Regions from separate parts of the Homo sapiens genome. Here region 2 is linked to region 1. A link is a loop called in an ENCODE intact Hi-C map of the cell type or tissue named here. Cell type or tissue: PC-9. All regions are shown on one strand. Links, peaks and the distances in the headings refer to the core of each region. The heading gives the core; the rest is flanking DNA. Region 1 overlaps LOC124902661 (a long non-coding RNA gene). Region 2 overlaps LDLRAD3 (low density lipoprotein receptor class A domain containing 3).

Evidence for each region. Hi-C counts contacts between places; a loop is a spot of excess contacts. Peaks named below come from ENCODE experiments on the same cell type or tissue, not always from the same donor. Only the 100,000 strongest peaks of a DNase experiment are listed, where the experiment ranks them.
Region 2: it touches region 1 in a loop (7-fold over the local background); 2 of 110 quality-filtered maps call a loop at or near these places.

Annotation. Positions count from the first base shown.
Region 1 is chr11:35,892,655-35,895,563 of GRCh38, reverse strand. It overlaps LOC124902661 (a long non-coding RNA gene), which reads right to left. Exons shown (of 2, transcript XR_007062655.1): 2 at 2,598-2,909. Among named protein-coding and RNA genes, the nearest start is that of LDLRAD3, 50 kb to the left of the region's middle. In PC-9, for the core only: no CTCF peak of the experiment used is centred there; a DNase peak (open chromatin) is centred at 1,253.
Region 2 is chr11:36,033,926-36,036,834 of GRCh38, reverse strand. It overlaps LDLRAD3 (low density lipoprotein receptor class A domain containing 3), which reads right to left. Exons shown (of 6, transcript NM_174902.4): 2 at 586-732. Among named protein-coding and RNA genes, the nearest start is that of MIR3973, 25 kb to the right of the region's middle. In PC-9, for the core only: no CTCF peak of the experiment used is centred there; a DNase peak (open chromatin) is centred at 1,734; H3K4me3 peaks cover 493 bases; H3K27ac peaks cover 1,679 bases.

The DNA.
Region 1 (2,909 bases), core at 211-2,710:
CTAGTGCTATATAACAACTTACCACACACTTCACAGCTTAATGGGGGCCAAAATTCTGTCTACCACAGACACAAACACGGAAAAACAAAACTGGCTTCTGGAAGGGACTGAAGAACCCTAAAGACAAGTCTAGTCTCCCAAGGATAAAAAAGCAACTACCATTTTGATTTTGGAGATAAGCCCTACCTTCTCTCTTTTTAGATGTTCATCAGCTTTTCAATGGAATCTGAAATTTAAAAATTTGTTATAAATTCTTATGAAGACATAATCTGAAATTTTACGTTAAACTGGTTAAAGGTAACCAGGATCTAATAATTTGTCAAAGAGGATGAATATGGGATGCTTTTCTTGAATGCCTGAAACTCTTCTTAATCCAGAGCTTCTCTAAGTGTGGCCAGATGGTGGCTTGGAAATACCCATTCAGCGAGGCATGGTGGTTCACGCCTGTAATCCCAGAACTTTGGGAGTCCGAGGCGAGCAGATCATGAGGTCAGATCGAGACCATCCTGGCTAACACGGTGAAACCCCGTCTCTACTAAAAATACAAGAAAAAATTAACTGGGCGTGGTGGTGGGCACCTGTAGTCCCAGCTACTCGGGAGGCTGAGGCAGGAGAACAGCGTCAACCTGGGAGGCAGAGCTTGCAGTGAGCTGAGATTGTGCCACTGCACTCCAGCCTGGGTGACAGAGCAAGACTCTGTCAAAAAAAAAAAAAAAAAAAAAAAAAGCCCATTCATAGGGGCACCCAATGAATAAGAATTACTGGAATGAAACTGGAGTCTGTGTTTCTAACACACACTCCAGGTGATCTTTAAGCCCCCAAAATTTGACTCCCACAGCTCTCTTCTTTCCCCTGTATTACAGCAAAATGCAATCATCCCAAGTACCCAAAAGAGGTCTCAGACCATTGCCTTAGAGAAATGCAAGGAGAGCTAACAATTTCTAGCTCATGAGGATGGCCTGCTGACTTCCATGTTAAGTCAAGGGGTACCTCAAACTCTGGAGATGAGGACAGGAGAGTGGAGAGGCGAGGGAGTTAACATGGACAAGTGAGTGCGTGTTATGTGCAGGGAAGCAGGTTTTCTACTCACAGATAACACAGGTATGTGGATGGATACACAGTATGAATTTCTCCTAGGCTAGCCCGTCTGACTTCATAGATGGGGCTCTTCCCTTCTCCTGACAGTCAGGAGAGTTTTTTCTGTCCATCTCCTCTGAACTCTTGCCTCATCCCGGGAAGCAGAGCCAAGCCCTGAGGCAGCTTCGACCGCAGGAATGTCACAGGCACAGGTGTTTCTGGATTTACTGAACTCTTGCCTTGAAGCCAAAACAGCTGGGCTTACTGCAGCCCATTTATCCTGCTCCTTTTCTGCCCACTTTTCTCACTCATCTCTGACCCAAGGCTTGTGGTAAAGCACATCAGCATAGACTTGGGTGCAGGTAACAGCTGCCTGGAGGTGCCTGGGCATGTGTAAATTCAGGGCTGTCACCTCATTCCTCATTTAGGCAGCTGGCCAGCACCCGAGGGATTTTTCTGGATCTGCCAAGCACACATCTGAAGCTGAGAGCAGAGAGAGGGTAGGGGAGCAGGGAGGCAGCTGGGTGTTGAGGAAAGAAGGCTTTGAAAGCAACAGACCTAGACTTTGAACCCACACCTGCCACGTCCCGTATGACAATGGGCAAGTCACTTACCCTTCAAGGGCCTCATTTTTTATCGTTAAAATAGGCCTTTGACCTATTTCTTGCAGGTTTGTGTTGTGGATTAAGAAAAATGCTATGAAAGTGTTTGTTAAAATGATTGTCACATAGTAAGCCTTCTTTTTTGTTAGGGTCTTTTCTCCAATATTAAAAGCTTGCTTTGGCAAGTTACTTCTCCTCAGTGCCTCAGTTTCTTCATTTGTAAAGCAGGGACAATCATAGTATCTCACGGGGTAGTTGTGAGGCTTAAACGAGTTAATATATGCAAAGCTCTTTAGAACAGTGCCAACACATTGAAAGTTTTCAAGATGCATGAATTTTTAATTATATGCCTACTTACATTCACAACTCCTTTGGGGTCATAGGGGATGTTATGGAGAAGGCTGGAAACCTGAGAATCCAAGATAGGCCCAGTCTCTTTACAGCTGGAAAAGCAACTACCTGTCTTGATTCAGGCTGCTATAACAAAGTGCCATTGTGTTAGTCCATTTTGCATTCCTATAGAGGAATACCTGAGACTGGGTAATTTATAAAGGAAAGAGGCTTATTTGGCTCACGATTCTGCAGGCTATACAAGCATGGCACCCACATCTGCTTGGCTCCTGGTAAGGCCTCAGAAAGCTTACAATCATGATGAAAGGCAAAGGGGGAGCAGGCGTATCACATGGCGAGAGAGAGAGAGGAGGTCCCCATCTCTCTCTTGTTTTTTTTTTTTTTTTAAACAACCAGAAAGATCGCATGTGAACTTATTATTGTGGGGAGGGCATCAAGATATTCATGAGGGATCCACGCCCATGACTCAAATACCTCCCACTGGACCCACCTTCCACATTGGAGGTCACATTTCAGCATGAGATTTGGAAGGGACAAACATGCAAACTATATCAGCTGTAAACTGGGTGGTTTATAAACAACAAAAATTTATTTCTTGTGGTTCCAGAGGCTGCAAGTCCAAGCTCTGGGCTCCAGTATGGTCAGTTCTAGTGAGGGTCTTCTTCCTGGTTGCAGAGTGTCCACTTCTCCTTGTATCTCCACATGGCAGAAAGAGGGAGGGCAAGAAAGTTCTCTGGGGTTCCCTTTACAAGGTCACTCATCCCATTCATGAGGGTTCCACCCTTATGACCTAATTACCTTCCAAAGGACCCACCTCCAAATACCATCACATTGCAAATTCGATTTTAACTTATGAGTTTTAGGGGGACACTAATAGTC
Region 2 (2,909 bases), core at 298-2,797, 140 kb before region 1:
CTGGTGGTGCCCATTAGAAGATGATGTCCCCAGCAAAGCTCAAGCCATATCTATCGGCAGAGAAAAGGGGATGGGAAAGCACGTTACTATGTATTCAGTCCCAACTCCATGCTGAATACTTGGCAGGATGCTATGCCTCATTTAATCATCAAGAAAATTCCACGGTGCTCTGTAAGATGGTCACCAGCATGGACTCTGGTGTCAGGCAGCCCTGGGTTCCCAAGTCCAATGTGCCACTTGCTGGTTTTAAGATGCTGCAGCCACATAACCTCTGGGATGCTCAGTTGGCTCGTACATAAAGCGAAGGCAAGGATGGGACTCCAGGGTAGGGATTAGTAGAGCCTGATGGTAAAACCTTCTGCTCTCTCAAAGCGTTGGCTCCACCACCACCAAGATCCCTGTGTCTACACAGAGCATGTGACTCTGAGATGGAGATACAGCAAAGAAGCAGGACTGCTGGCAAGAGGCACAAAACCACCAGCTTGCAGCAAGCAGAGTGTGCAGGGTCTAAGCCTGCTCAGGACCTGCTCCCCTCTGCCCCAGGATGGCTGCCACCCCACCCCAGCAAAGGGCCAGGCCACTCACGGCACTCCTTCTCATCACTCTTGTCGAAGCAGTCAGGCAGCCCGTCACACTGCCAGGCGCCCGGGATGCACCGTCCATTGCTGCACATGAAGTTGCCTGGTATGTTGCACTCATTGGTGAAGTTGTTCCCGGGGAGCAGCTGGCTCTCTGTCAGAGAGAGGGGACAGGTCAGACGGCACAGCAACAGCAGGGACCTCAGCGCCCCTCAACTGAAAGGTGTGTGGTTTGGTATAGGTGAGACTTCTGGTAGATGACTCAACCTCTCTGACCTTCAGTTTCCTCATCTGTGAAATGGACTAATAATCTGCCCCAGTCCACCTCCAGAGATTCTGAGAGGACTAAATGGAGAAATACAGGGAACAAACATACTTGAATGTCAGGCACAAAATGGGTGTTCACTGACTTTTTTTCTTTCTCCATCAAAGACTGGTTGTAAAATCCAAATGTTCTTTTCTGGCCATCAGCAGTGGTTAAAAATTAAAATTCTAGACAGGAGTGAGCACTGGACTCCCAATGTCTCCAACATTAGGAACTGCAAGATCTTTCCAGGCCTCACACTCTGTAGCCCTTACAATCACAGAATCCTTGAAGTTGGGCCAAGTTGGAAGGAATACCGGGAGATCATTTCACTCTAGGAAACAGGAGCCCAGACCTATAAAACCAACCTGCCTGAGGTGGCACAGGTAGAAAAGGCCACATTGAATCTTGAACTTGGGATTTGTAACCTCCAGCAGGGTCCCAAGGTCATGGAATTGCCTTTCAAGAGTTACTGGAAGCTGAGAACCAAGCTGCAAGTTCAGATTCAACTCCACTGAACATGGTCATAAAGTGCCAAAGCCCCCAACCCGAACAGCCAACCCTCAGGCTAGAAAGCAAAGAGAGAACACCAGTGCTGTGGCGGTGGAGGTGGGCAGGGTGCTGAGTTCATCTACCAGTAGACCCTGGGGGGAGATTTTCAAGGGAGCCAGGATCTGATCGATCTGACCAGTCTGATCCATTGTGATCAATGGCTGAGAGATAAGGAGCCATGTGAGTAAAAGAGTTTTGGGGAAAAGCAGGAAAAAAAAAAAAAAAGACCAGTCCTTCAGCACACCACAACTCCAGAGCTCCCTCCTGAGTCATTCCATAAGCATTTACTGGACATTTATGACCAGATACTTGTGCTATGTTCTAAAGATGCAGAGATAAAGGCTAGGGCTTATTATACCTTTAGGCTGGAAAGGCACACACAGCAAAATAAGAACAGGGATGTCTAGACCCGCCTCGGGGTAGCAGAAGAGAAGGTCCCTGATTCTCTTTCATAAACCTTGCCAAAGAGAAGCATCTCTAGATTTCCAGATCCCTAACATCATATCCTCCTACAGGCCACTATCCTTTATGCGTGCTGTTCTTTTTACCAGGGATGCCCTTCGGCCTGCTGGGTCTCCCAGTAAATCCATACACACCCTTCAGCAAACAAATATGTCGCCTTTCCTCTGACGTGTCCCCTGGCTTTTCCAAACACAGATGAGCACTAATTCTGTAGTCTGGTGATAGTACCACTGGGGTGATACTAAAAATATTTTATAACTAGAACAAGCGGGCAACAACCAATTGCAATGGACACCGTCACAGGCAAGCAACACCCCACCGGCCTTGTTGCATGGAATTTCCCTTGTAGACCATCTGCTGCATTATACAGAATTAATAACGCACATGCACGTTTCATTACTGAAAATGAGCTTTCATCGCTCACTGGAGAACTCCAGGAGAGAAACTACAATGAGGGGCTCTACCCTGCCCAACTGCCCACATCAGAATCCTAGAAATCTCCCTTGTCCCCTCCTCAATCTATCAACCCCTATATGTGGCCAGTCCCCGACTCTCCATTGCCACAGTTGCGACTCCAGCCAAAGCAGCCACCCTTTCTTACAGGGATTGCTGCACAGCACAACTTCCCAACTTGGCCTCCCTGCCTGCCAGCTTGCCCCTCTCCAACCCACTCTCCCCTCTGTGGCCAGAAGGATCTGTCTAAACACCAAATGAATCATTTCTTAACTTTAAAAGGTCATTGAATGGCTCCCTGGTGTCCTTAAGATAAAGTCAAAATTCAAATAAATCAAAAAAGATTCCGAGAAAGAGGGTAGCATCTACAGTGGATGTTGATAGACACACAGAGATAAAAAGTAAGCACCCTTCAGGTCTAGAGAACAGTGTCAGCAAAGACTCTGTGCAGGAAGACGTAGCCCAGAGCATGGAACAACATGGAATTCAAAAATCATGCAGCTCTGATTGTTAGGAAATGCAAAGGTATTATGCTACTATTTCTCCTATTCTGCTGCAAT